7 separate regions of the Homo sapiens genome follow, and regions 1, 2, 3, 4, 5 and 6 are each linked to region 7. The links are chromatin loops, found by intact Hi-C in ENCODE. Cell type or tissue: heart left ventricle. All regions are shown on one strand. Region 1 has its middle 130 kb from the start of LINC02659. Region 2 overlaps LOC105378275 (a long non-coding RNA gene). Region 3 holds the start of CXCL12 (C-X-C motif chemokine ligand 12). Region 4 has its middle 3.1 kb from the start of LINC00619. Region 5 overlaps LINC00840 (long intergenic non-protein coding RNA 840). Region 6 overlaps LINC02659 (long intergenic non-protein coding RNA 2659). Region 7 holds the start of LOC124902417 (a long non-coding RNA gene).

Region 1 (4,000 bases), 350 kb after region 7:
GGCTTGGTAACCCCTCTAATAATGTGGGTGCAGGGGCAAGAATTACAGACCTATTAAGCAAACCTGGTCCCCAATATTCCTTCCTTTCTCCTGTCAGACCCCTAAAGATACAGGGAAAACTGAAATATTGAGCATCAGTTTAGGGGTGCAGAGAAGTTTCAGTGGCAGCTTTGGGGATTTGGAGGACCCGATTTGGAGGTCCCCACCCTGTCCCTCTTTGGTCCTAGCAGGGCTCAGCCCCACATGGACACTTCTGGCTGCATTGCTCCTGTGCCCCCACTTCCAAATGCACAGGTAGGAATCGCCCCTGTTCACTGTGCTGATGCCACCTCCTGGCAGTTTCTTCTCTGATTCTGTCTCCTGTGCCTGGCATGGCTTGGATCCAAATCTGCATCCCAACCTCCCCAATGCACCAGGTAAGTCTTCAAAGATACGAATAAAGGAAATATGTAGGAAACAAAAGACACGTCAATGAAGAGGTGGACCCACATTTTGGGGTCTTCACTGTAGCCAAGGAAAGGATGTTGTGGTCTGTGTTAGGTGAGCCATCTACTCCTATGACTCCAATGTGCCTGACTCCCAGGAAGAGCTCAGCCCAGGGACCCCTTGATTTAGCCTTGTCCATCCCTATTCCCATCCTCAGGGATTTCACTGTTGACATGTTCTCTCCATGACTCAGAGCAGTTGTTCACCTTGTTGGTCAGGTGAGGACACTGGGTCAAACGGGGGACCCGGGTGCCAGTGATGCATCTGGTGAGAGACAGGCACAGGCAGGGACCCAGGCCAGGGCTCCTGCCTCTCGGGCTCTGGCCCTCCCAGTCCATCCCGCCTCTCGGGCTCTGGTCCTCCCAGTCCATCCCAGGGCTTCTCCCTGCAGCATCCTCTGCCCGGGCCCAGGATCTGCTTTGCAGAGGGGAGCAAAGCGCTCTAGGGCTGATGTGGCAAATCTTCTGACAAAAACGTGGCTTTTAGTTTGGCCCTCCTGCTCGGATATTGTTTGAGCCCTGATTCTGGGTGAAAGGCAGAGGGGAGCCCGCGTCTGTCTTGCTGGCTGTCCGAGGCTGGGCACACCCTCCGCAGGGCATGGGCGGTGGGCTCCCATCATTCTGCTCTCACCCAGGGAGCTGGGCACATTTGTGGGCCCATTGTGTGCTGGGCCAGCTGCCAGGCACCTGCTCCACACAGGGCTGTGCCACATCCCCGCTTTCCTGGAATTCAGGGAGTAAGAATGGAGCCGACTCCTTGTTCATTCCGCAATTATTTCTAGCTTCATTTTTCAGGCACCCCCTATGACATTGTTTTCCCAGGAACTCTGAAGCAATGAAACCATGAAACATTCAAACACTATGCATGGACGGTTTATCAAGAAAACAATCACAGAAAAAAGATCCCGCAAATTTTCCCAGTGAGAATTTCAGTGTGGGGAGGAGGAGATGGGAATGGCCAAGGGGAGGGTCAGGTTTCTCCTGAAATGCTGACCAGCTGGACAGGCCTGGGGAAGTGTCCATAAGTGCACGCACAGGCACACAGGGACACTGGGCATGCTCTCCTGTCCTGGTAGGACTCTTCCAACAACTAGAAACACTCATATTTCCTTTTAGATAATTTATGAAGTACTTTTAAACACACCCACTCCCTCAGGGGGAAGATTGTTCAAGCAACAACTTAACTTTTGTTGATGGATTATTGGCTATTAGGGGATATTAGTTCAGCATGTTTTGATTTGTGAGTTTGATTGAGGGGAGCAAAGGAGGCCCAGCTTGTTTAGTAGACAAAGTCTTGGGCTGAGAGGGGCCTGGGCTATGATCCTTCTCCTGGGCGCTCCCTGGGCACCGGCAGGCAGGTCCTCCCTGCCTCATTTCTCCCCCTGGTGTTTGTTCCTGTCATCCTCTCACTCAAAGCTTAAACCAAGGGGGACAGCAGGGCCCTGGGTCTTAGATGCTAGTTGCCTATCCCCTGGGGATGGCTCACAGAGGAGCCAGGGACTACGTGGGGTCAGGCCGTTGCACCAGAACTTGCTGCCCTGGTGTTTAAATGCTGTGACTCTCAGCACTCCAGGGCTAGACAGGCCGCTTGAGGTCCAGAGGGGGCTGGGGTTGGACAGGCTTTCCTCCACTCGCTCGGCCATCTATCTGTCTGTGATCAGCAACGCTGCCCTTGGTCAGCTGCTCAGCGAGGGCAACAGAGTAAGGGTATGCGAGGGAGTTTTTGCCACTTCAGCTAGCAGAAATTTAAGGACTCCCTCAAAGAAGGAAAGGAAAAAGAGGGCATGCTGGGGAATGTAGTTAGAAGGCTGTTGGTCTGCCCCACTGACCATCATTTCTATCTGGGCCCCAAGTGGCTGGGTGGGTGACGGAGGGGCCCAAGACCACAGAAACACACATTTCCTCTGCGAATCTCCTCAATCCTGCAGCTTCAGAGACTAAAAGGCGGAGCTTTTCCTTCGTGGGGAATCCAGATGGCCTGAGTGTTGTTCCCAGGCCCTGGGGCTATACACAGCTCCAGCTGCCGCGTTTCCTCATTTGGGATAATGAAAACAAGGGCTTGGACTGTCTCTGAGCTTTCTAATTGGGCCACCAGCTGATCCACATGGCCTTTTTTCTTTTAACCAACTTGACCTTCTAACATGAGCAGGGAAATGCCTATTTGCTTAAGCTTGTATTTTCCATAGTTATATAGCAAGATCCCATTTTTGTAAGCATAGTTTAGCTTACAGTGTAATGAAGCCCCATTGAGCCATCCAAAAAAAGTGAGTTGGGCTTCCTTCCAGTGTGAGGACCAGGATGCTGGGAGGGATGGAGGTCCTGGGGTGGCAGTGGCTCCTCTTGGGATGTGCACGAGGCTCTGATTCCATCCTGCACAAAAACAATGGCAGATTCACACCACATGGGTGGATCAGGAGGACATCATGCTCAGTGAAATAAGCCAGTCACTGAAGGACAAGTGCTGCATGATTCCACTTCTGTGAGGTTCTTAGGGAAGTCAAATTCATAGAAACAAAAGAATGGTGTTTCCAGGGGCTGCGGGAGGAGGAATCAGGAGCTGTTGTCTAATGGGGATAATTTCAGTTTTGCAAGATGAAAGGAGTTCTGGAGATGGATGGTGGGGATGGTTGCACAACAATGTGAATGTATTTAACGCCACAGAACTGTAAACTGTAAAAGGGTTAAATTAAGATGGTCCATTTTATTTTACGCATTTTTCACTACAATTAAAATGGTCTTGGGGGAATTGAGGCCAGCCAGCCCGTTTCTCCGAGGGGTGTGGAAAATGTCCCTAGGCTTCTGCATCAGCAGTTCTGTAGCCTCTGAGAAACCCACTGCTCTCCACTTCATCCCTGTGGCAGTGCTGATCCTGTACATTCTCATCTGCTAGGAATCCTAATTTATGATTCTGGCATACAATACAGGGCAAGCCTCACTGTGACCCATGTCTGGGGATGGGAACTGGAGCTTGGTTAGTTTGGTACATGCTTTGGTTTTGATAAGAGCTGGATCATGATCCAGTTGTATCTGTGAGGCCTTCCTTTATTCACTTGTTTGTTCTTTCCTTCATCATTCACAAGCTTTTACAGGGAACAGGTTTGGGGCTAGCACTGCACTAGGAAAACGCAGTGAAATCCTTGGTCCCAGACTGTAACGAATGTTGAGTGTGAAATGTACTCACTCCATACAAGGCTGCAGACATTCTGACTTTGAGCTTTTAATTTGTTTCATGGAAGATAAATAGCACTTTGTTTATAGATGAGTCTGAAGAGTAGAGAGCATGTGCCTGTGTATGCCGATGAAACTCCTTGCTACTTCATCTTTGCCATAGGGTCCCTGTGTGCCTCTCCTCGTCACTAGGGTGCCCATGCGGGAGAGCAGGCAGGAATGCTTCCAGGTACACACTGAGGGAGGGGCATGCTGGAAGCTGATAACACATGTTTAGCATAAAACCTTACTAACTCACTGTGAACAATGACTCAGTTCAGCCTGCAGGAGCCAGAAAGGCCCCCGGC
Region 2 (4,000 bases), 95 kb after region 7:
CTGGAGGCCTTGCTCTTCCTGCAAATACCAGGTGAGCTCTGGCTTCAGGGCCTTTGTGTATGCTGGGCCTCCTCCTAGGATGCACTTTGGCCAAGTGTGCTCATGCTCTTCTATGTCCACTGTTGGCTTGGACAAGGATGAGTTCTCTTTGTCTTTTAACAAATGAGGACCTCGGTTTCTGAAATACTGGTAATGTAAAAAAAGAGTTCTGGCTTGAACTTGAGAAGTTGATTTTGTCTGACCTTATGAAATCTCTTGAGAATACACAAGAGTGATTCAATGAAGGGGAAGTGAACTGATCTTCCCTCTCTTAAGTGATCCACCAAGGAGAGGAAGGGAATCCAGAACTTTCAGGAGCAAAGTCATATGTTGGAAAGGTGTCCATCATATATTCATTCAATAGACACCTACTGAGCACTGAGCTTGTGAGTTAGGAGGTGGGGACCCCACCCTGAATCAGAGAGCAGTCCTTCTGTCAATGAGCTGATGGCTGGCCTAACTGAAGAGACAAATATTAAGTGACTATACAAATAATTATAAAATCCTAAGTATCATAAGTGCAGTGAAGGTGACATGGGCAGTTTTAGGTCTGTCTGGGAGGCCAGGAAGGGCTTCCCCAGAAAAGGGACATTCGTTGTAGAATATGAAGGATAAGTTGGAGAGATGCTGAGCAGCACTGCGAGATCCATGGCTTCCACCCTTCAGTGCACACTAGTAACATTCAGTGAAACAGAAAACACCAGGAGACAGGAAGGCCAGGTGTGGGTAGATGGGGAAAGGAATAAGTTCTGTTTGGGACTTTACTGTGAGGTTCATTTGAGCCAGAGAAGAGCCAATATTAAGTATACAATTGGATATTACTAGATATACCAAGGACAATATGCAGACAAAAGCTTGGAAATGTGAGGAGTGGTCTGGCTCAAGGTACATGTTTGCGAGTCACTACCATGCTGTGCGGTAACCAAAGGCCTGGGTGCACACTAGTTCTTCTGAGGACAGAGTGCAGATGGCACAGAGAAGGGGGCCTGGGGGCCGCCTTGAGGAGCTCTAACATTCCAACTGTACGTAAAGAAGGATGAGCTTGCCAAGAAAGCAGAGACATTTCCTGATCAGCAGGAGGAAAAGCAGGAGATTGTGCTTTGAATGAAGTCGAGGGAGGATCCTTTGGACTATTGGTGTGACATTTTTGTAAGTCTAAAATTATTTCAAAACAAACAGTAAAAATCAGTTTATTAGGGCTTATTAGGATGGAGGAGGGCCCAGCTTCTCCATGATGGATAACTGCTTCCCATCAATAGGGACCTTCCTTAGTAGGGGTCCTCATCTTCTTCCGTATCCTCTTCAAAAAGCCACTTTAACTCCTCAAATCTTCTTCCTCCTTATGCCCCTATACTTATCTTTTCATCTAAACCAGTGTCATTCCAGGATGTAAACTGTGAAAAAGGGATAGATCATTTACTTTTCAACCCTTTATATTTAAAGAAATGCTATTGGCTTTTAAATGTATGCTACATTTTAATATATCCCCACTTATTTATTAAACAAACATATACATACATTTAATTGAGGACACTGGAGAAATTACTGCCAATTTGTACCAGTCAGGATAGGCCAGGTTTGATGATAACAAACAAGCCCCAAGTCCTGGGGGCTAAAAGAACAAAGGTTTGCTTCTTGCTCAAGTGCTCCATCTACTGTGGGTTGTGGGAGAGCTTGGCTTGTATTTATCACTCTAAGACCGCTCCAACTTGACACTTATTTCCATGATTGCTGTGGTGGGGAAGGCAGGGCTCAGTCAGGCACTGCATTAGGTACTTCAGCCTGGGAGCTACACACATCGTTTCTGCCCACCCTTCATTAGCTGCAGGCAGGCACTGGTTGTGCCTGACTTCAAGGGAGTGTGGAAGTATCCTTCCTGTGTACGTGAAATAGAAGAAATCCAGAACCAGTCCATGCAATGTAAGGTTCTACCACAAGCAATAAAAGTCAGTAAAATCACAACATTGTGGCAGAAACAGCTAATTGCTTAGTCAATGTTCATTCTTCTCTACTTCCTAAGAGCACCCTTGTATGTCAATACCTACTGAAAAGTATCTAACTCTACAGATACCTTAATAGCTAAGCGGGGGACATATGACCCAATTTTGGGTGTTTGGATGGAATCAGAAGTCACTAGGGGTGGGGCTTAAAGCAAAAAAATCTTTTTGGTGATCTGACAATGCTCGCTTGTGCCTTTGGCCTCTGTCCTTCCTCTGCCGTCCATCTTCTTCCTCCCATCTTGGCCCCTGGAAATGCTGGGAGCACAGCAGCCATCCTGTGATCCCAGCACAGGAGCCTCACTCTGAGGACGGCGGGGCAGGACTACTCATGGGGCCTGGTCTTGGTGACGGTGTTGAGCCTCTAGATCAGCCGTGGGCTGCTTCCCCAACATCGCTGCAGACAAATAAGCCAGCACTGTTAGGTTCTCTGTTACTTGCAGACAAACCCAATCTAAATGATGCAAATAAAATATTTTTATTACCACATACCAGAAATAATGATGTATTCATACAGTATAATTCTGGGCATTTTAGAAATATTTACAAAATTGTCACATTAACATCACCTTTCAGGTAGTTAAATGGCATGTAACTTTCTATAATGAATTTAGAACAATTTTTCTACAGGAAAACAGAGGGAAAATAAAATATTATCTACATGTAAGACCCACTTTGGGGAATAAGTTGTATGCTTTGAACTTCTTGTAAAACTAATCAATCTAGCCTAATAATTTAAGACATTAAAGTTAGTTATTCAAACATTGATAGTGATAAATATAGCAGTAGTATCCATTCCTTCTCCAAGTAATCAAGACATTATGGTTTATTGATGTAAATTATTTTTTAAACATGCAGTTCATTTAGCAATACATGTATTGACAGCTGCACCTTCAAAAAAACTTACAAAACCAGAGAACACAACATTAACTTGTTACTAAACTAAAACAAACTTAGCTGAGATAGTGTTTTGGAAATCATGAGGGACATAGCCTGCTCTTTGAAATGAAAACAAAGGCATTTATTGGGGCATAAAACTAAATTCATTATTTGGCAAATTTCTTGCTCAAATACCATGTCCACATGCATTTCTGTCCCAGCAATTCTGTTTTGTCGTGAATTATATATAACTTATTTTAATGTGTTTGCTTTACTTAAAAAAAGGAATGAATTATAGTAATCTTTTCATCATGCTTGCCTCACCAGAGAGGAGCTCTTAGCAGAGCTGTTCCAGGTATAAGAGCCCCACAGCAATCCTTCCGCCTTTCTGAAATGCCCGTGCAGGATGTTGAGGGCCTGTGGCCAGCGTTTTCTTTTCTTTTCTTCTTCTTTTTTAAAATCTCCCCCATTCATTTAAACTTTATTTATATGAATAAAAGAACTTGAGACAATTTAGCTCAATTTTAATGTTTCCCAAGCATTATTTTGACCAGGTACCCAGGTTTAAGTTATGAACATTGACAGTGTCCATTATATAACCACACTTGAAGTTATTAAGGACTTAACCATTTTCTAATATTAGCCTATTTTCTACACTGCTTTTCACATATATGCCCATTAAAAATGGAATGTCTGTTACATTTATTGGCTTGTGAGTGTTTCTGGAAAACTGCAGTAAGTGTGAAGGCCAATTTCCATGCTGGCATTGCATGCATCCAAATATTAATGCACGGAGGCACAGAATTAGAGCAACAAGAGAGCATATTCAAACACTAGCATGCGCCATTCCCCTTTTTATTGCTTGTTTGCTTAGTACTTCTTAAAACAGAAGGAAAGACTTGAATTCAACGTTCAACTACCAAAGAAGGAGTAACAGCAGGACACATACTCAGGACTTGAATGAAATTGTAAGCACTAGCTGAAGCAAAACAGTAGACATGGGTATATATCCATATATATATATATATATATGTATATATGTATATACCTATATATATACACACACATATATATACCTGTATATA
Region 3 (4,000 bases), 700 kb after region 7:
CCGAAGCCCAGAGCCTCGCCAGGGCCTCCCCGCCGAGCGCACTTACCGTCGCTGAGGCAGAGCGCGGTCAGCACGAGGACCAGCACGACCACGACCTTGGCGTTCATGGCGCGGGCGGGCGGGCGGGCGGGCGGACGAGCGCGGGTCGGGGGCCGGACGCCGAGCGGGCAATGCGGCTGACGGAGAGTGAAAGTGCGGCGGTGGGAGGCGCGCGCCGGGCGCTTTAGAGGGGAGAGCCAGGCGGGGCGGGGCGGGGCGCGCGGTGAGGGGCGGGCCCGGAGCCGAGTGCTGGCCGTGGCCGGGGTCTCTGACGCGCGACTCCCTCGGCGGCACCCCCCACCCATCCCCTTCGCCCCTCCTCCGCTCCCTCTGTGCTCCCGAGGCGCAGTGCGCTCCGGCCTTTGACCTTCTCAGGCTCCGCTGGGCCCCGCACCGCTGGCCCGGTCTGCAGTGAGGTCCGCAGCCTGAGCGACGCCGGCTGGAGGGCCGCTTATTGTCCCTGTGACAGGGCCCCACTGGAGAGACTGAGGACCTTAGGCGTAAAGTGGGGCGCGCGTGGAAAGCTGCGGGACGGGGCCTTTCGATGGCGGGAACTGAATGAGAACCAATGAAAAGCAAACAAGTTAGTCCCGGGCGGAGGGCCTGCTGGCGGTGGCGGCCCAAGGCAGCCGAGGGGGTCCTGCTTTCTGTGCGTGGGGGCTCAAGCTCGCCACCTGCCCGGCTTGCGGCGCAGCCGCCGGCAGAGCTCGATCTGCGGGAATGAGACCCGTCTTTGCAGTCAGCGTGGCTCGGACTCCAAGCCCACGGCGCCACCAGCCGAGCCTCAGTTTCCTCGCCTGTACAAACAAAGCAGAAGGCGCCGGCGGCTCTCAGTAAAAGCGAATGTAGCCTTTGTACTTCCGACCTCTCAATGGTGAAATGAGCTAATCACAGGCCCACCCCGCGGAGTGGGACGGGAGATTCAATGAGACCCGCCCCACGCCGCGAAATTCTCTGCATCGTGTCTGACAAGCAGACAGTACTCAATAAATGGTAGCTGTAAGTAAGTCCTTTAAACCTAAGTACTTACTGCCTTACCCAAGAAAAGCTCCGTGCGACCCAAAGAGCTGAGAACTCCCCCACCCCGACCTCCGACTCCTAGGACAGTACTACTGGCGTCTGCCTTCTGGGTCCAGAAAACTCTTCCCACGGAGCCGTCCCTCGGCGGTGCTTAGCCCTCCGGATACCCCCGAGACATCCCAGATGGCCCCAGTCCGGTGGCGAAGGGAGGGTGCAGGTCGGCACCCAGGAGACGTGGGGGTGAGGAGAGCGCCCCTTTGGGCCTCGCTTTGTGACCGCAGGCTGCCCCAGCCACCTCTCTGTGTCCTTCCCAGCACAGCGTCCAGCGAAGTGGGGTCAGTCGCCGCGTCCATCCAGGGGCCTGCCCTGGGGACACGTCCCTGTCCCTGGGGAGTCCTGGCCGTCGGGGAGTGGGCGGTCAGCGGCTGCATTAGGCGGGAGCGGTCAACAGGAGGCTGCGAGGGCTCCGGAACTCCGCTGGTGGGAGTAGGTGTCTTCTGTGCATTTTTTTTCCAAAACCACTTTGGCCGTTAGATGGCTGTGGGCCGGCACTCCATCCATCCATCCATCCATCCATCCACCCACCCACCCACCCACCCACCCACCCTGGGCACTGGGCTTGGAGCCGGGAACCCCACTGACTTGGCCCTGCTCTTAAAGAACTGAAGGCAGTGAGGTCCAGTGAAGAAGGCAGCCGTCGGGCGTCCCCAGGCCTTTGCTGGGCTGGGCCGGGGAGCCTGGCCGCTCACCGGCCGCAGCGCTGGGGCTCCGGCGCCCTCTGGTGGCGGCGCCTCCCTCCCCGCTCCCAGAGCTCTGGCCAGCTCCATTCCTGCGCAGCTGATGAAACCCGGGAGGGCGAAGGGGTCCGCGGGAAATCTACACCCGGGTGGAGGGGCGCCCTGGAGCTCGGAGATCCGACCCTGCGGGAGCCGCGCGCAGCCTCGCTTGCCCTTAAATCTGGCCAAAGCAAACGCCATCGCCTCTCGCTTCTTCTTCTTCTTTTTTTCTTTGCCACAAAATCAGGTGGGCAGCTGGACCTAGGATCTGTCCCAGAAGCCTGAAAGGCCCGCGTGGGCTGAGTCGAGGGCGAACCAGGGATTCAGGCCTGGCCGCTGCCCCTCCCGCAGGCGCCCTGAGGCCCCAGAACAGAAGCTACTGTGGCACCCATGGGGCCATCCCTTCCGCTAGTCGTTCGTTAAATACTTACTGAGCACCCACTATGTGCTAGACCTGGGCTACATGTTTGAAGTAGTTTAGAAAAGGCACTAAACGTTTAGAAGCACATGGCGCTAAGCATAAGTAATTACGCATAAAATACTTAGAAGGCCATTAAATGCTAGGGGAAGATGGAGCAGAGGAAAGTGGGGTGGGAGTTAGGATTTTAAATAGGGTGGCCAAGGATCCATATTTTAGGTACAAGCCTCACAATTTTACAATTGGCGATTGAAATTTAAAACCCTGGCCGGGCACGGTGGCTCATGCCTGTAATCCCAGCACTTTGGAAGGCCGAGGCGGGCGGATCACGAGGTCAGGAGTTCGAGACCATCCTGGCTAACACGGTGAAACCCCGTCTCTACTAAAAATACAAAAAAATTAGCCGGCCGTGGTGGCGGGCGCCTGTAGTCCCAGCTACTCGGGAGGCTGAGGCAGGAAAATGGCGTGAACCCGGGAGGCGGAGCTTGCAGTGAGCCGAGATGGCGCCACTGCACTCCAGCCTGGGTGACAAAGCGAGACTCCGTCTCAAAAATAAATAAATAAACAAATATGTAAATAAATAAATAAATATGTAAATATGTAAATAAAATAAAATAAAACCCTGTACACTCTGGGGGCCTCCGCACCGCCTGCACAGGCAGGCGGCCATCAGACCAGGCCATTTTGACATGTCTCCAGCTCACTCGGCCACAGGGGTACCTCTCAAATTCGGGTCAGCGAAGTTCCCCACCCCTTTCCCTGTGTCCTTTGCTTATGCTTATGCTCAAAAGGCTCCACCTTTCTTTCTCTGCCTGGGGACTCTTACTCCCCATAGAGCCCCACCTTCTCCTGAAGTCTTCAGACTCTGTGCCGCTCTACCAGGTAATGCAGGGCACAGCGGCTCCTCAGGGATGCCTTGTTAAGCACAGTTCAAGGTGGGAGGCAGGGGTCTGGCTGCTGAGTTAAAGGCAGGGCATCTCCTGAGCTGGCATGTGTGCTATGGTCTCTAGACCCCTAGGCAGCATCTGCCTACCCCCCTCTGCCTGGCCTGGGCCGTTCACTCCTCCAGGGCCCAACGGCTGGGCCTGCAAGAGGGTTCCCAGTAGGGATTGAAGGTTTACACTAAATCCATGTTGTACAGTGTGTAATTGACAAGGTGACTTCAGGTGGTACTCTGAAATCTATAAAATATAGATTTATGTATTTATTTTTTTAAAGTAATAAGAAAAAATATAACTAGCACAGTAAAGGCAGATATTTCAGATATTGCTCAGGTTTTTTTTTTAATATATGGTTCAAGTTTTAAAAAGTAAGTCAATTGAAGCTAACATAGCAAGTGCTAGTCTAGGTGGCTGGAGACATAGCAAAAATTTTGACAGCAATACAAATAGATCTGAAATTTGAAAACCTTTTCTACATGAAGAATATTTTTTGTATTACTTGACACCCTCCCACCGCAATCCCCCTCTTGAAATAAGTATTTGGCTCCAAAGTGCTGAAACATAAAATCACACAAGGGAGGCACGATGTCTTCCTCACTTGCCTGCCAGGTGAGGCTGGAGAACGCTGGTCCAGGAGCGCTCAGGTCATAGGAAGACTGTGGGGCCCTATGGGATCCCTGGATACCCTTGGCCCTGCCACCCCTCCAGGAGTGCTCCTCTCCCAGCTCCCGTGCAGTCCTGGAGGGACCCCTCCCAACCACCCACATCTGCCCTCACTCCTTTGGCACCTGGCCCTGGGGTTCAGG
Region 4 (4,000 bases), 150 kb after region 7:
GGCAACACACCAATTTAGTGTCCAGCAGTGAGCTCTCAGCCCATCCAGCCCCAACCTGATTGAGCTGCACAGGGGTGAAGGTATTTCTCTCTGATTCCCCACTGAAGCGCCCAGAGCATGAAAATCCCTTAATGTTGTACAGATTATTACATCACCCTGGTATTAAGCCCAGAACCCAATAGTTGTCTTTTCTGCACCTCTCCCTCCTCCCACCCTCCACCCTCAAGTAGACCCCAGTGTCTGTAGTTTCTTTCTTTGAAACACACCCCTGTCTAACAAACCCAATTCCATGATAACAGCATTAATTCATTCATGAAGGCAGAGCCCTAATGGCCTAATCACCTCTTAAAGCTCTCACCTCTTAAAACGGTTATAATGGCAATGAAATTTCAAAATGAGTTTTTGAGAGGACAAAGATTCAAACCATAGTACCAGGCAAACATAAATGTTGTAATTTCATGTACTTATAAGTATTATTAACAAAACCTGAACAAGACAAGAGATATTTTTGATAATGAGGACATCTATAAGGAGGCGTTCTCTTCCATTTAGCAATTTCTGCTTGATACTTAATGGTGGATAATTTGGCACATAGAGGATTATGACAGACACATGTTTATTATAGATTATGTGTTTCATTGTTATAATATGGAATTTTAATGCCTTTTAACACTTTAAAGCCAATTAGCTTTGTGATATTGTCATGGAAGCCCCTGCTTTCTTCCCATTTCTGTCCACGTGGGTCTCTGCACTGTCCCTATCTGTTCACCTTCCTGGTTACTTTGCTGGGAAACTCTCATTTATGCAGCACATAGTAATTTTTACTCCAGTTGCATTTATCTTATTTACATATATTTTTATGGCAGAGGTACTTGCTCTTACTCTCATCCTCTTATGCTCCATTTTATATTTCTTCCAGTGGTTATTTGTATTTTCCACATTTTGCTAAATGGTCTATAGTTTCTTTGCGTTTTCTTTTTTGTCCTAGTAATATGGTAGGCACACAGTCTCTCTCTCTCTCTCTCTCTCTCTCTCTCTCTCTCTCTCTCTCTCTCTCTTTTGAGCCAGAGGCTCACTCTGTTGCCCAGGCTGGAGCACTGTGGCACAATCTCAGCTCACTGCCACCTCTGCCTCCAAAGCTCAAGTAACTCTCCTGCCTCAGCCTCTCGAGTAGCTGGGATTACAGGAGTGCGCCACCACGCCTGGCTAATTTTTGTATTTTTAGTAGAGATGGTTTCACCACGTTGGCTAGGCTGGTCTTGAACTCCTGACCTCAAGAGATCCACGTGCCTCAGCCTCCCAAAGTGCTGGGAATTACAGGCGTGAACCACCGTGCCTGGCCACACAGTCTCTTTTTAGTTCTATGTGGGGCAATGTTACGACAATTATGAAATCCCTTTTGGTGGCTCTGGTGTGTGAGAGAGGGGCTGCAGAGCCTCCTGTTCAGAGCACACTGTCTGGAGGCTGTGCACTTCACAGGCTGGTCAGAGAGGTGGACAACAGGCTGCTCAGAGAGGTGGACAACAGGCTGCTCAATGACCTGTAACAGGACTGTTCACAGGTCAGACAGTGACCCCAAGGCTGGAAACATACCACTTTAGTGTCCAGCAGTGAGCTCCCAGCCCATCCAGCCTCAGCCTGATTGAGCTGCACAGGGGTGAAGGTGTTTCTCTCTAATCCCCCACTGAAGCGTCCAGAACATGCGAATCTCTTAATGGAGGCTGCTGTGGCTAAGCCCCCCGGTGAGGGATGCTTTGGACTAAGAAGACAGCTGTACCCATGGGTGCCACCTGAAACCTTTGCACCACCACTGCTGGTGAGCTCTCAATGCCAGACCTTGGACTCCAGGTAGTGAGGACTGTTCCACGTGTTTTTCAGTGTCCCAGTGTGCCTCCACCCTGCCTAATGTGAGACTGTAACAGCTTTGCATGTGCAGCGCAGGCAGGGAGGATCCTGGGAAACAGGCACTGCCTTGCCACTGCTGTCTTCAGTGCAAACCAGGATATTCCCAGGAGCACAGACTGTATGTGACTATGCCCCTTTCACTGAGCACACTGGCCCGTGGCAGGAGGACTTGCTGCCAAATAATGGCTTGGAGTCCAGGGGACCGTGATCTAGGCCACAGTGGGAGGTGAAGAGGGTGTGAGCTGAGGCGCCAGGTAGGAGGGAGATGGTGCACTCGGGGGCTCCCTGGGGGGTCAGGGGATGGGCAATGGGGCTGGAGGAGTAGGAGGGGCTGGATCTGACCTGAGAAACGCACTTTTGAGAACCCAGATTGGAGAGACAGCATCTGTGATGAGGGGACCATTGTAATACAAGAGGAAAAATGTTGGAATGAATGAAGGCTGTGGAAATGGGCATGTTTTAGAAATCCAAAAGCAAGGAACATGGAAGGATCAGGAAATGGATTGATGGCCAGGCTGGGGGCGGAAATGCCAGGGAACGTGGGAGCTGGTGGTGCCGTTTGCTGCAGAAGGAAGCACGGGGGTTGGGCAGGGCATCGAGAGGGAGGAGTCTGGAGCTAGAGCAGCCTCATGCGAAGGATCAGGACAGGGCAGGTGGGAGCCACAGACCTTGCCACCACTGGGTTCTGGGGCTGCCCCGTGAGTGGTTCCCTGCATATGGTGTGAGAACCGGGGAGGGCAAGAGCCCCAGAGCTGCCAGGGCCCGTCCTCATGGAAAGTGGCTGTGCCAGTGGCTGCCAAGGCCAGAACTTCTTCCAGGAGACACTGCTGAGGAAGACGAACAGAAAGAATGAATTAGTGTAAGAAAAAAAGGAAGAGCAGCAGGAATGAATGGAGGAAAGAAGGAAGGAGGAAGGGGAAGGGACTTGGACTGCTTCTTATGGGCTGGGGGAGCTGTTCGTGTTATATGTCCCACACGTTATCTTATTTACTCCTTGGGGTAATCTGACATTTTTGCCTTCATTTTAAAGATGAGGAAACAGAAGCCTCATGGGGGTAAGCAATGGCTGGGCCAGAATCAAACCCTGGCAATGGGACTTGTGTCTCTTAGCTCCACTGCCTCTAAATGGAGATATGAATGAAACGTTGGGGGATAGGATGGACAGCATGCTCACTTACTGACTGCACGTATAATAACAAGGTGATTGTGTTCTGAGTGGTCCTTCCTGGATTGATCTGTGCTGTCAGAAGTCAGGACAGGGGCTAGCCCTGGAAGATGTGGGGGCCAGACACACAGAAGCCTTCTGTGGCATGAGTCACATGTGTCTCAAGCTGGATGCTGGGGGCTGGGCCTGTGGTAGGGGAAGCTTCTATAATGTAAATCTGGAGTCCTACAGTCACAGCATCTTTGGGTAATTGAGACAAGGGCTGATGCAATCAGTAGAATATTAGAATGTGTCACTGAGTTAATGGACACAGTGTGCCTGGAATGCACATCACCCTAAACCCGGGGATAGATCCACTGCCGTGGGGGTGGAATCTGTTAGAACTCTCCAAGCTCCATGGGGCTCGAACTTCAGTGCCAAAGCGGGATGGGTTTGTGGCTTCAGCTCTCTGGGACACAGCTGCCAGCCTCTCCTTGTCCAGCTGGCTTCTTGAAGGTTGGGATCGGAGGCTCATCCATGCACAAGAGCTTCTGGACACAGATTCTTTGGCTCCAGTCTTTGGTTCAAACAAAAGGCATTTTCGTAAGCCTCTGTCTTCTTGCCCTGCTTTGAGCAAGTTCAGTTCAAATTCTGAGTTGCTTTTGGCTCTGGCCAAATTCTGCTGTTCTTGGAGGTTTGCTTTGTTTCTTTTTGATGCTCTACAAGTCAAAAATTGCAACATACACCAAGGAGAAAACATGTGGCGAAGACAATGAAAAACAGATCCGGGCCTGCCAAAGAAAGAGGTGGAAAGACAGAACCTGTCAGTTCCATACATCGTGCAGTTCTGGGTGCTCCACTCCAGAGCAAATGTGCTGGCCTGTGGATGGAATTCTTCCTGAGTGAGCCCTGCTTTTTAGATCTGGGTTCAATAAAGATAATTCTCTTCAT
Region 5 (4,000 bases), 170 kb after region 7:
CCAGGCCTCATGACTATGAAATCTATCCAGGTAACAAAACTGCACTTGTACACCCTAAATCTATAAAAATAAAAAAAGGAAAAAGCTATAGAATGGAATAGTATACTGCAGTCATAATAAATGAATCTCAGCTAAATATAAAAATCATTGTCCTTTTGCAGGTGCTTTGCTGGATTCAGGATGCAGACAAGGTCCACGCATTGTGGTTGGGTGAGGTGTCTTTTAGGTCTCTTTTAATCTGTAATACTTCTCCCTCTCTTTTAAAAATGCATTTATTTGTTGAAAAAACTTGGTCATGGGTCATTTTTCTGTACAGTGGATTATGTTCTGGATTTAGCTAAATGCCCTCTTGTTGAAGATTTATCTTCCATGCTTCCTGCAGGTGGTTATATCCAATGCTTGATTAAACTCACATTTTTTTTTTTTGGCAAAGCCACTTTATATGAATGCTGTGCATTTCCTGTTGTACCTTCATCACATCAGGAAGCAACAATGTCTGGCCTTCTTGCTTTCAATGTTGTTAAAATTGGTGAGTTCAGGTGTCATGGACCTAGGAGTCACCAATCCTCTACATCTTTATTGACAATTTTCTCCAGAATTCAGAGTCAGTGGTGAGCATAATGGTTGGGAGTGATGGGTTGGAGTCAGACACTCTTCAGTTTGAGTAATAGTTCTGAAAGTCACTTGTTATGCCTGAGCTAGGTTGCTCAACCCCTCAGACCTTTCAGGGCTGACTCAGCTTTAGGAGTGGATACTCCATTTTGTGTGTGGGACTGTTGTTTGAGTGGGGTGAGTTGTGTGAGCTGGACTTTGGCCCAGTCTTGGCAGAGTGGTAGTTGTGATTTAGTGGCATTCGTTTCAAGCAGATGGAATTTGTTTAGATGACCCTAAAGGTCTTTCCAAATCTGACGTACTAGGATGAATTATCAGATGGCTCCTATAGTTGGGTTACCACATATTAACGGTAAATCTGGGGGTAGGAGAGCTCACCATTCAGTTGTAATAGTTCAATAGAGATGACAATTCTGCCAGATTTGGATCCTGTGGGCAGAGCTGAGAGGTCTGTAAATTCACATTCACTCTTCAAATCCTGGTTTATAGCAGCCAGTCAAGTGTGTCACTAAGATGAAGATAAATTATAATGACTACAATTTGGTAATTCATTTACTTTACTGAAATCAGTGCTCAGTCATGTTACAGGCGCGACTCCATCTGGTTCCCATCAATGACAGAGGGAGCATCATGTTTGGACAGAGGGGCTGCATCTGTGTCTATGCAGGGAAAGCTGCATGGATTATCCAGCAAATCATGGTGTAGACCACCAGCTTGGCCAGTCCAGGTCCAAGCCAGCCGGGTGACTCTGTCTTGCTATTTATTCACTTCTGCATTCGACAAGTACTGTGGACACCTGCTGTGTGCCAGGCACTGCTCGAGGTGCTAGGGGGAGATCAGGAAGCAAGAAAAAGTTTCCCTGCCCTCCTGGAGTTGATGCGTATTCCAACTGAGAAGTGGGGGTGTAGCCAACAAACAATGAACATAATCCCCAAATCATAGAGCAAGACATGGGTGATACAAATCATGGCAAAGAAAGCATTGTGCAGACTGAGGGGTTTCTTATTTCCTGAGAAGGACGTGGATTGCAATTTAAGGTGGGATGGGGGTTGGTCCGATATGTGAGCCTGGCTAACAAGATCGGGCAGGAAGTAATGTCTCCTTCAGACCCCGCCTGCCCAGTAGACCACCCGCTTGGCACTGATCTGGGCCTTCGTGTAACCGCCGAGCACAGGAGGGCCATTGCTGCTTGGCATCACTGCCCTGGATGCCGGGATCACAGTGCTGCCCATCCCTCTGCTGCCTCCTCTCTGTGTCCTGTCAGTGGTCCTGAGCTCCATTCCCTCAAGGGTCATCTTCAGGCCATGATTTGCATGTTGGCTCTCTTTGGGGCCCATGGTGCTTCATTTATTCCCAAAGGTGCCTTCTCCTCCCTATTCTGATCGAGACTAAAAGGCCTCCTGATCCCATTGCTTTGCCAGGACAATATTGCTTCCCAGGGAAGACTCTGCTGGCACATTTTAGGCATTTCTGGAAGAACACCATATCACCATCATCACCATCATCATCAGATCTTCCCCAAGTCCCATCTGGGAGGGTCTCATGGGAGCCACATGTGGACTTGGTTAGGGAGCTCTCCTGAGCCTGGACTGATGGCTGGCCCAGCCCAGGCTTTTGTTTGCCACAGGAAGAGAGCTTTGTGCAAACCCTTGTTTAACCTGGCCTTCCCTCTTTAGAAAGAGAATGTTCACCAGATGAATCATGCCTAACATGCTCACTGGAGCCAGAGGACTTTGGCTCCCAGGCTGTTTACTGCAGCTGAGACTTTGTCCCGTAAGTGTTCTTAGGAAATGACAATGGACAGAAAATTGTCATTGTTTTTGCTGAAAAAAAAAAAAAGTTTGAATAGTTTCCTTGGCCCAGGCTGGTTGGTGGCAACCCCGGCCCCAGCATGCTCCTCAGCCGCCTGCTCTCCAGTGTGCCCTTGCCTGTCCACACTGCTCTGCAACCAGGTGCCCTGCTGTGCCCTTGCTCAGGGGCTGGCTGTGCACAACATGACACGTGGTATGTGTTGATGTCCGATGGGCTCACATGGGCAGGGCTGTGCTGTGGCTGTGCTGGAGGCCCTCACCTGGTCTCTCTGCTGACTTCCTCCCACCACTGCCTGCCTTGGGTGGGAGGACACCCGGCCTTCCTGGTCATAGGCAGGGTGGACTTAGAGAGGCAGAGCGTGCTGCAGGCAGGGTCTGTGTTTGGGTTTTGGCAGCCTGGATGAAATCCCGGCTCTGCCACCTGCCAGCTGTGTGTGAGTGGCCAGGTCCCTTGACCCATCCTGAGTTACAGTGCCCACTTGGCTCTGTTTCTGGACCTCAGATATGGCTCTTTCGGTCTCTCTCCTCTTTGTAACATTAGAGTCAATCTCTAAGACATCATGGAGTTGCCATTGAGCTTGCCTTCCCGCCTGCACAAGCAGGTCCTGAGGCAGCTTCCTGCAGCCTCGCACACCCTGCCGCATCTTCAGGGCTTGGAGGCCTCTGTGTCTGACTCTGGCTCAAATGTAATTGCAGCTCTAGAGGAAGCGACCCACACCACAGGGAAGTGAGGAGGGTGGGGGTTGTGTCCAGATGTGCCCACAGCAGGGGCCAGGAGAGCCACCATGGCAGCAGCGACAGAGCCAGGGAAAAATGCCATCCTATGATACGCAGTCTTTAACCCAAATGATGTTTCTGCAGAAACTTTTTGCATTTGCTACTTTGACAGATGGACAATGTTTCAGTTCTTAATTAGCATGTTGGGTAATTACTGCTATTAATCTTGTCCTTTTTTCCATGTTCATTGGCCACTTTGACTTTTCTATACCCATCTTCCTTATTGAAAAACAAGATAGGAAACTTTTAGTTATTAGCTAAATTATGAAGACCTAATAATGCATGGCATTATATCCTTGAAATTTGCTAATAGATTTCAAGTATTCTTATAAAAATGTGATGGATATGGTGATTAGCTTGTTCCTGGTAATCTCACAATGCATATATCAAAACATGACCTTGTACACCTTAAATACTCAATTTTTATTTGTTAGTTATACTTCAATAAAGCTCGGAAAACACACACACGCATATTCACACACATAAAGAGTAGCAGCCAAAACAGATAACTGAAGAATTCCCTTGGCAGCCTGCGCTGAGCCCCGGGGCTGTTCGTGCTCCCAGCCCTCTTTCTATCCTCACATGGTGTGGTCCTGAGCTGCTTCTCCTCTGCCCTCCTCCTCTGTCTCCATCCCTTTCCATTTGGCTCCTACTCCTACACACGAGTGGAAACTGTGCACTCCAAACCCAGGGGACTGCAGGAACCTTGTCCTGCATCTCCCCCTAAACCCATGGTGGGAACAGTCTCTCTGCCCTTCTCTGCAGGGGCTCCATTCCTCATCCATCCTTTTCTCCGTCTC
Region 6 (4,000 bases), 210 kb after region 7:
GCTGGAAATAGATGTGGCAGAAGCAGCAGGATCCAGGCCAGGGTCGCTTTCGAAGGTGAAATCTATTCTGCTAGTCTGGGCAATGGTAGCAGTTTCCAGTACCTGCAGGTGGACTACGAGGCAGTGACATTCTCGTTCCACCTGATCTGTTTAGCACCTTGCTGGATGTGTAGGGCAGAGTCTCACCTCCTGAGAAGGGGTCTGGGCAGGACTGCACAGGGCATCATGCCTTCCACCTGGACCTCTGGGCAGGGCTACAGGCCCTGCGGGTGGACTGGATGCAATTCGGAACATGGAGACAGACATGTTGCATTCCGACTAGGGAGACCTGGCAGAGCTTAGGGGACCCTGACAGTGCAGAGACTGTGAGGGAATCTAGGCTCGTCTTGGGCTGCATGGCCCCCCTGAGCAGCAGCAGGGACTGCTCTCTGGATGGCAGGGCTAAGCCTGCAGATTCTGGGGCTGCTGAGTGCCTACAGCCTAGGGTTGCGGAGAAAGTAGCACCTGACACCGGTTCAGAGGAGACAACCTGCCACTCTCTGAGTTACAGGCTGCATTTCACTTCACTTGAGGGTCCGATTCCGGATGGAATATAGGGCCATTAGAGGCGAGGACTGAGGGTCGGTAAGGCTGGAAGATTTGTTGGAAGGTCAGTGATGTGGCTGTTGACGTGCATGAAAATGAAGATGATGAACCAGGTACCTGACATCCGGCAGTTTATAGACAGCAGATCCCTAAAAGGGTGGGGCAGGAGGCAAGGTAGCTGTCCCTCGATACCTACAAGCTGTGAACAGAGTCCCCAGGACCCGTCCCTCTCTTGGGAACCACAAGCTGATGACTCTTTGGCTCCCACTGGTTTTGCTTGGCTTGCACAGGGTTAAAAGCTGAATTTAAATGTCCTGGGTGGGGCCTGTGTTTTCCAGGCCCACCAGTCCCATCCGATACCCAGACACCTTTACTCAGGTGCGCCACCTGCCTGGGTTGTGGGTGTCTGGGAACTGTCGCGGGAGTGCCGCCAGCCCGGTTTTGTTGTCCCATGCAGAGGCGGTGGTCCAGCCTCAGACTCTTAGCTGCAGGACTGACAGTGAAGTGAGAGCATGCCTTGCCCTTCCCTGCCTCCCCTCTGCAAGCTGTTTCCCCAGGACAGGACCCAGAAATGCCCCCCCAGCAGCCCCACCACCATCCTGCTCAATCTGGAAAGGGAGAGCAGAGAGGAAAAGAGGAGAGAGTTTGTGGAGAAACAGGGTGAGACAACGATTGGAAGTGGGCAGGGAAGACCAAGGGAAAGATATGGCCTTCTCCTGGGAGTCCAGAAGTGATTGTTATGTCTGGGAGCTCCCAGACATGTATTTTCCAGGTCCTGGGATTTTAGTTACAAAGTTCTGCATGAGCTGTGAGTGAGGTGGGCTGGTAGCACAGGGCTAGGAGTGATGGTTCACACACGATTCTTCAAGGGGCTGGTAGAGGGGCACCTCCGAGAGGGGGAGCTTCAGGGCCAGGGAAATACGAAGACCCGAGCAGAGCTGAATGAGTTAGAACAGGGGGAGGTTGTTCTTCTTCACTGCCCAGCCTGCCCCCATCCCAGCTGCCGGCACACGAGCTACTGAGACCCAGGCGTGTGGCCAATCCACAGGAGGTGGGCTGTGAGTGTGAAGTGCATGGCAGACACACACGAGCTCAAAGACCTGGCCTGAAGAGAAGAAAGCAACCGATCCCATTAATAAGTTATGTGAAGGTTACATGCTGAACTGATAATATTTTGGATGTATTAAGTTAAATAAATTATATTACATGATTTTACTAGTTTCTCTTTACTGTTTTTTTTTTTTTTTTTTTTTTTTTTAGTGTGGCTCCTAGAACATTTGAAACTATGTATGTGCTTTGTATCACACTCTATTGGACAATACTAATCTAGGCTCTTCTTAAAGCTCCAGGAGCAAAATATACAAACACAGAAGAAAACACACACGTGCACGTGGACACACACACACACACACACACACACACACACACACTCTAGAGGGTTTCAGGCAGCTCCAGCAGCTGGAAGACAAGACTGCTCGAGATAAGTCTGTTGAAACTGTGATAAATTAAAAAATAACGCAGACCACCCCCGGCCCTTGGGGAGCTCCTGCTAGTGCTCAGTCCCCATTGTGCCAGCGCCTGACTCCTCTTTTCCTGCCCTCGCCTCCAGCCCAGTTCAGGCTGCTTCCCACTTTCTGAACGCCACCACAGACTCAGGGTGTCAGATGTGCTGGGAGAAAACAAGCGCTTACATTTCAGAAATAAGAAATCTTTTTCTCAGGCTTTGGGGTTAATGGTATGAGAGTTTCTGCATTCCAGCTGCTGTGCTGGGTCTCTGGCAGGCCAGCTGTTCTCTGCTCCAATGGAAAACATAACTAAGTAGTCATTTCAGTGTGTAAAAAGTTCAGCAGAATTGTTGGAGCTATCACCATAAATCAGAAATGACTTTCTTTAGGGACTCGATTGCCACTTGATTTAGCATTTCCTGGCACCTTGCCTATCATAGAATGAAGCCATGATTGCTTCCTATACAGAATGTTATCTGTAAAACATCTCACCAGAAGCCCACAGAACGCTGACCAGCCTGCAAGTTTTGATAATCTATGGCTGGCCTTCGTATTGAGAATAAATTTGACAATGGGACCCATTGTTAAATTAGATAATATATTTCATGGAACAGCTTCCAAATGAAAATGGGGTTCATACAGTTTTTTACATATCATTTGTTCCAGAAAAAGGAAAAATGGACTCTGTTCAAGGGAGAAAATTCAGTGAAATATTCATACTGTGAAATCTGAGAAATTATCCTAAGCAAACTACATGCTGACATGCTTTGTTACTGTATGAATGGGGAAATGTGAATCGGCTGAGGGAAGGGTAGGGTGACAGCCGCATGATGGAAATGTCGAGAGTTCCCTTAGCTTAGTTCCTTACATGTAAAGAAGGAACAATGTAGTTGGGAAGGATCACGGGGAAGGTCTAGAAGACTCTCTCCAATGCCCTGTAGCTTTTCCTGGCATGTGCGCTGTCCAGAAGAGAGGCCCAGAGGGGAAGAGGGAGGCTGTAAGATTTGTAGGTAGAGATTCTGCCTTTCACAAAGCCAGGGAGGCACTAACCCCAGCTGACACTTGTCATGGGCTGTGAGCCATGAACAGGCCAAGAACAGGGGTGAACCTCGCTGGCGCTCAGCAGAGAACAAGGGCACTTCCAGGAAACTCCCAGTGGCTTCCAAACTGAGAAAAGAACCAAGGGCAGAGACGCTCCACTCAGGCCATCTCAGAACGGCTTGCTTCCTGGCTCCCGGGGCTGCTGAATCAGCATAGAGAACTGAGAACTCGGTCTTCTTCCCTGCCCCTTCCCTTGGGTCGGAATAACTCAGACCGGGATCCCCACTAATGGTTCTGGACAAACATTGCATTCCCTCTGTAATGTCGAGCACACAGATGAAAATCACCAGGAGAATGAGAAGATAGCACAGTTCAAAAGGAGGAAGCACTCTGAGGAATCAGGGGAAATATTTTCCTATAAAATATAGTTTCTGAAAGAGATGGGAAAATTTTGAGAACACTTCTGATCTGTGTTTCCAATAAACTTCAAATGAGCATTTCTTCTATGAAATTCGAGTAGAGAACCATAAAGAAAAAAAACAAACAGGGTAGGGAAGGCTGTGAGATGATTTAAAAAATGTTCATTTCAGAAATGGAAACGGGGAAGGGGAGAGCAAAATGGACCTTTCAGTAAAAAAGGTTTTATAAGAGAGAAGTCAAATTTGACATCACAGAAGTCAGAGGAAGAGGATAAGAGAAGGTTAATTAGAGAAAATATAGGAAAAGCATGGGCTGAGATATATTTAATTTATAAATATTAGGCATTCCAGAGAAAGAACCTCCAAAAGTGGAGCTATCATTAAAGAACTATTTGGTGGAAATTTTCCCAAGTTAAAGAAAGACTCTTCAGAAATCTAGATAAAATAATG
Region 7 (4,000 bases):
TGAAGCTGGGCTCTCCTGGGCTACAGGGGCTGCGAGGGAGGCTTGAGGGGCTGGGGAGCGAGGGGCAGGCTGAGACCCTCCTGTGGGAAAGCATTGCAAGCTGGGAATGTTTAGCGGTGGCCAGTACCTCAGAGTGCAGCAGGGCGAGGCGGAAAAGAGACTGACCATGTCTGAGTGGTTTTGGTGGAGTGCTGGGTAAAGGTGAATGTGTCAGGGTGTGAAGGAGAAATAGGAGCTGTGCGGAAACGGGTGCTGGGAAAGGGGGAGGTTGCTGGGGAAAGAGGTGTGGGGTCCTGAGGGGGCCTTTGAAAGGTAACGTGGAGAATTCCTACTGGATTTGGCCTTCACTGGAATACCCTAGAGGAGGGGGAAGTTGGAGGTGAGGGCGTGGCCGGTGGCTGAGTAGATGGCCTGGGGGGGCCTGGCCCAGAGAGCTCTTGGGAAGGTCTTAGGGCAGGACCAGGGGCCGCGGGGGCAGCAGATGGCACACGGGGGCGGGGTGTCGGAGGCGGCCTGTGCAGATCCCCTGACCCCCTGCCTTCTCAGGGCTACAGAAACAAGGCCGTCATACTTAGAGGTGCTGGGCGGCTGAGGAGTGGAGCGGGTGGGAGGTGCGGGGCTGCAGGGGGATTAGCTCCCAGCAGCCGTGGGTCCCCCTGAGGATGCCGGGGTCATAATGCACAAAGCCACCCTCTCCAAACACCTCCAGCTGCCCAGGCGAGGCGGCGCGCAGGCGGAGAGCAGGAGGGACGCGAGGGTGAGGGGCTGAGCCGGGGGCCAGGGCGTCTTCAAGGCAGCGCTTTAAGGAAAGGGCCATGGAGTTCCAGCTGGGGCAGGACAGGAGGAGCCGGGGACGGAGGTGAGATTAGTGGCCTGAAGCTCCCAGTGAGGCCAGGACTATGGGAGAGAGGGTACGGAGGGCATCAGGGTGCGGGGGGTGGTTAGGGGGTGAGGGCGTGCGACACAGCGTCAGAAAGCGGACGGAAGCTGGGGGTGAGCAGGACTCGGGTGCCGTGAGTGTCTTGGTGACCACTGTGAGCCGGCGAGGTCCACTGGGCCAGACCCTGGCCCGAGGTGGCCCCGGAGCTGTGAGCGGGAGGAAGAGGGAAGGGCGGAGTCTGGAGCCCTCACGCCTTCCGCCTTGTGCGCGGTGCAGGCTGCCGAGAGCCCGGCCGGGCAAGCCTTTCCGCCGTGGTCAGTGACTCGTTTGCACAAGGACTTTTTAGGGAAGAGAGAAGCCAGGCCTTCGCTGTGGGCCTAGCCCCTCAAACCGCAAGCTCTCCCCCTTGGGGTCCTCGTCGTGAACGCCCTTCTCGTCTCCCGCCGGGCTCACTCTTTCGCATTTTGCTGCGAAAGTTTACTGGAAATAGGTCCATTCACTGGTCGATTCAGAGGGACACTAGAAACGCGATGCCCATATCTAACACATCCTGGCCTTTTGAAGAGGGATAAAAAATAATACCCACTAGAGCCCCGTGCCTCCGGAGAGTGGGGCTTCGCATTTGCGCGTCCGAGGCCCGGCAGGGAGAGCTTCTGGGTCCTGGGGGCGCGCACATCCGGCGCGCGCTGTGTCGGGGAGCGGCGCTCTGGGCTGGGCCGGCAGAGGGCGCTGCGGGGCGGCCGTGGAACAAGCAGGGGAGAGCGTCAGGGGACCCAGCACAGCCTGCCTGCTGCGCCCTGCTGCCGGCCGCGCCCTCCTCCGTGCTGCGTTCTCCTGCTCGACGCTGCGTCCTCATCCAACACTGGCACCGCGCGCTCCTTCCAGGGTCGGAGGCCCACAGACCCCTCACGTTCGCTTCTGTCAGGAGTAGCGGCAGAATTTCGATAATTTATGTCTTTGATGGAGACTGGGAAGGTAGCCTGGCCGCTGCGCAGGAGAGCTGCGCGGGGTCCAGGAGGGGAGCGCGGAGTGGGAGCAGTCGACTCGGGCTGCGCAGTGCGTGTCGGCTGTCACGGGACACCGGTGAGGACCCTGCACCCAGAGTCGGGGGTCCAGGCTGTTGCTGGAACAGGAGGCAGCTCGGTGTCCACGGTTCCGCAGGGGGCCGCTGTCTGCTTGGATCTTTCATCAGGTCCCAGGCAGAGGGTGCGCTCTCTACTCAGCTTCACTCCTTGGGACAGAAGTGTGGCTGCTGATCCTGGAGTAGGGAAGGAGAAGGAAGCATTTGCATGATTAAAATATTTTTTTTTATCTTGGTAAAATACACATAACATGAAATGTACCATGTTAACCATTTTTAAGTACTATTTTAATGTACTATTCAGTGACATTAAGTTCATCGAACATTGGTGTGCAATCGTCACCACCATCCATTTACAGAAGTCTTTTCATCTTGAAAGTCTGAAACTTTGTATCTATTGAACAACAATTCCACATTTCCCCCTTCCCCCAGGCCCTGGCAACCACCATTCTACTTTGTCTCTAGGAATTGGACTACTCTAGGTATCTCATATAAGTCTAATGAAACAGCATCTGTCCTTTGTGACTGGCTTATTTCAGGTAGCATAATGACCTCAAGGTTCATCCATGTAGTAGCAAGTGTCAGAATGACCCTCCTTTTTAAGGCTGAATAATATTCCATTGCATGTCTATACCACAATTTGCTTATCTGTTCATCCATCGATGGACACTGGGTTTGGTTCTACCTCTTAGCTGTTGTGAACAATGCTACCATGAACACGGGCGTACAAATATCTGTTTGAAATCCTGCTTTCAGTTCTTTTGTATATATGCCTAGAAATGGAGTTGAGTTGCTGGATCAGATGGTAATCCTGTGTTGAATATTTTGAGGAACGCCATACTGTTTTCCATAGTGACAGTTGCATGATTTTTAAAAAGTGGCTTACTTTCAACACATTTTTTAAGGTAATATTTTGGACCAAATGGTTAATAAGACTGTGGTGACGAGGTGCAAGACTCTGGGAAGATGGCCAAAAGGCACTGTTCTTTTTCATTCTTGTTTTCTGTCCCCAGCCCATGCCCCTGCTGGCAGCCCTGGGCTTGCCATCCATCTGGAAGCTAGGAAGGGCTGAGTCACCCAGCATTCTGGGGCTGGGTGCACCCTTTCTATAGTGTCTTAGGAGGATGCAGAAGTAATGGCTACAGAGCAGCTGCTGAAGGAGGAGGAGGGCTCACGAACTGCTAGAATTTTAAAGGGCTGCAGCCCCTGAAGTCCTGGGCCCTGTTTTACAGATAAGGGAACAAAGACTGCTGCAAGGAGAAGCATGTGGAAGAAGACAGCTCTGAGGATGCAGAGCCCCAAAGGACGTGCTTGCCATTCCTGGAGAGGAATGGCATCAGGGACCCAGGCCACATGCAGTGCGGCCAGGGACAGAGCACCACCTGTGCGTGTGGACATTTCACATTTTTCCTCCATGGAAAAATGTAGGAAACCCTACAGCTTGGGTTTCCTCTGTTACTGAGGCTTCCTCTGTTACTGAGGCTAACTGGGACATTTGTCTATTTAGCATTTATCTACTATGTGTTGAAAGAGAGGCGGGTGGGGGAGAAGATTAGGAAGCCTTTAAACAAAGCTCCAAGTAGAGCTGTCTCGACATGATTCAAAACTGCATCCTTAGATGCTTGGTGGTATAAAGGTCTTGCCAATTCCCATTACAACACATATTGCAACATGCCTTTCTTCTCGTAAATGTCTTCTGAAGGTCACTCCAGCCCCTGCCAGTCCCTCTCCCCTTGACTTTCTGCCAGTGCCCAACTGTGAACCCGTAGAGCCATCTGCTCTCCCCTCCTGCTTACCTGCAACTGATGGCTGGCCAAGAAGATAGGAGAGTTATGCGATTGGTCAAGGACTGGTGTGAGGTCTCCTGCTGTGCTGCACATGGGGCTCGGGTGGGTATGCTCTCCTTCCTCAGGGAACGGCCATTCCACTGTTACCATGCTCCTCCATTCCCTCTCCCCACTGCCCCATCTCAGCCCCTGCTGGCATGCACATCTTTCCCTAGGTTAGAAGAAGATTCCTTCAGCTTCCTGGCCCCAAGC

The links. Hi-C counts contacts between places; a loop is a spot of excess contacts. Peaks named below come from ENCODE experiments on the same cell type or tissue, not always from the same donor. Only the 100,000 strongest peaks of a DNase experiment are listed, where the experiment ranks them.
Region 1: a loop joins it to region 7, with 2.7 times the contacts of the local background. A loop is called at or near these places in 43 of 110 quality-filtered maps.
Region 2: it touches region 7 in a loop (4-fold over the local background); 17 of 110 quality-filtered maps call a loop at or near these places.
Region 3: it touches region 7 in a loop (12-fold over the local background); 69 of 110 quality-filtered maps call a loop at or near these places.
Region 4: it touches region 7 in a loop (3-fold over the local background); 14 of 110 quality-filtered maps call a loop at or near these places.
Region 5: it touches region 7 in a loop (5-fold over the local background); 19 of 110 quality-filtered maps call a loop at or near these places.
Region 6: a loop joins it to region 7, with 5 times the contacts of the local background. A loop is called at or near these places in 23 of 110 quality-filtered maps.

Annotation. Positions count from the first base shown.
Region 1 is chr10:44,042,741-44,046,740 of GRCh38, forward strand. No RefSeq gene overlaps it. Among named protein-coding and RNA genes, the nearest start is that of LINC02659, 130 kb to the left of the region's middle. In heart left ventricle, a CTCF peak has its summit at 1,888 (motif pointing left); a DNase peak (open chromatin) is centred at 844; H3K27ac peaks cover 1,466 bases.
Region 2 is chr10:43,783,752-43,787,751 of GRCh38, forward strand. All of the region lies in intron 1 of LOC105378275 (a long non-coding RNA gene), which reads left to right. It also overlaps the pseudogene HNRNPA3P1. Among named protein-coding and RNA genes, the nearest start is that of LINC02658, 6.8 kb to the left of the region's middle. In heart left ventricle, a CTCF peak has its summit at 1,699; no DNase peak of the experiment used is centred here.
Region 3 is chr10:44,384,899-44,388,898 of GRCh38, forward strand. CXCL12 (C-X-C motif chemokine ligand 12) reads right to left here and starts at 199. Exons shown (of 3, transcript NM_199168.4): 1 at 47-199. The coding sequence starts at 107. RefSeq lists a silencer at 1,728-1,937. In heart left ventricle, a CTCF peak has its summit at 1,860 (motif pointing left); DNase peaks (open chromatin) are centred at 323, 1,453 and 1,823; H3K4me3 peaks cover 1,977 bases; H3K27ac peaks cover 1,348 bases.
Region 4 is chr10:43,840,167-43,844,166 of GRCh38, forward strand. No RefSeq gene overlaps it. Among named protein-coding and RNA genes, the nearest start is that of LINC00619, 3.1 kb to the right of the region's middle. RefSeq lists an enhancer at 2,150-2,319 and a cis regulatory region at 2,235. In heart left ventricle, no CTCF peak of the experiment used is centred here; no DNase peak of the experiment used is centred here; H3K27ac peaks cover 671 bases.
Region 5 is chr10:43,861,718-43,865,717 of GRCh38, forward strand. LINC00840 (long intergenic non-protein coding RNA 840) reads left to right here. Exons shown (of 5, transcript NR_038268.1): 2 at 162-210. Among named protein-coding and RNA genes, the nearest start is that of LINC00840, 4.3 kb to the left of the region's middle. RefSeq lists enhancers at 1,283-1,783, 1,784-2,284, 3,047-3,216 and a cis regulatory region at 3,132. In heart left ventricle, no CTCF peak of the experiment used is centred here; DNase peaks (open chromatin) are centred at 2,228 and 2,585; H3K27ac peaks cover 2,687 bases.
Region 6 is chr10:43,903,488-43,907,487 of GRCh38, forward strand. LINC02659 (long intergenic non-protein coding RNA 2659) reads right to left here. Exons shown (of 3, transcript NR_184145.1): 2 at 1-734. Among named protein-coding and RNA genes, the nearest start is that of LINC00841, 3.8 kb to the right of the region's middle. In heart left ventricle, no CTCF peak of the experiment used is centred here; a DNase peak (open chromatin) is centred at 2,144; H3K27ac peaks cover 2,477 bases.
Region 7 is chr10:43,688,637-43,692,636 of GRCh38, forward strand. LOC124902417 (a long non-coding RNA gene) reads left to right here and starts at 1,544. Exons shown (of 2, transcript XR_007062133.1): 1 at 1,544-3,850. RefSeq lists a silencer at 1,529-1,628. In heart left ventricle, CTCF peaks have their summits at 1,611 (motif pointing right), 1,820 and 2,019; DNase peaks (open chromatin) are centred at 708, 1,145, 1,615 and 2,035; H3K4me3 peaks cover 1,702 bases; H3K27ac peaks cover 1,738 bases.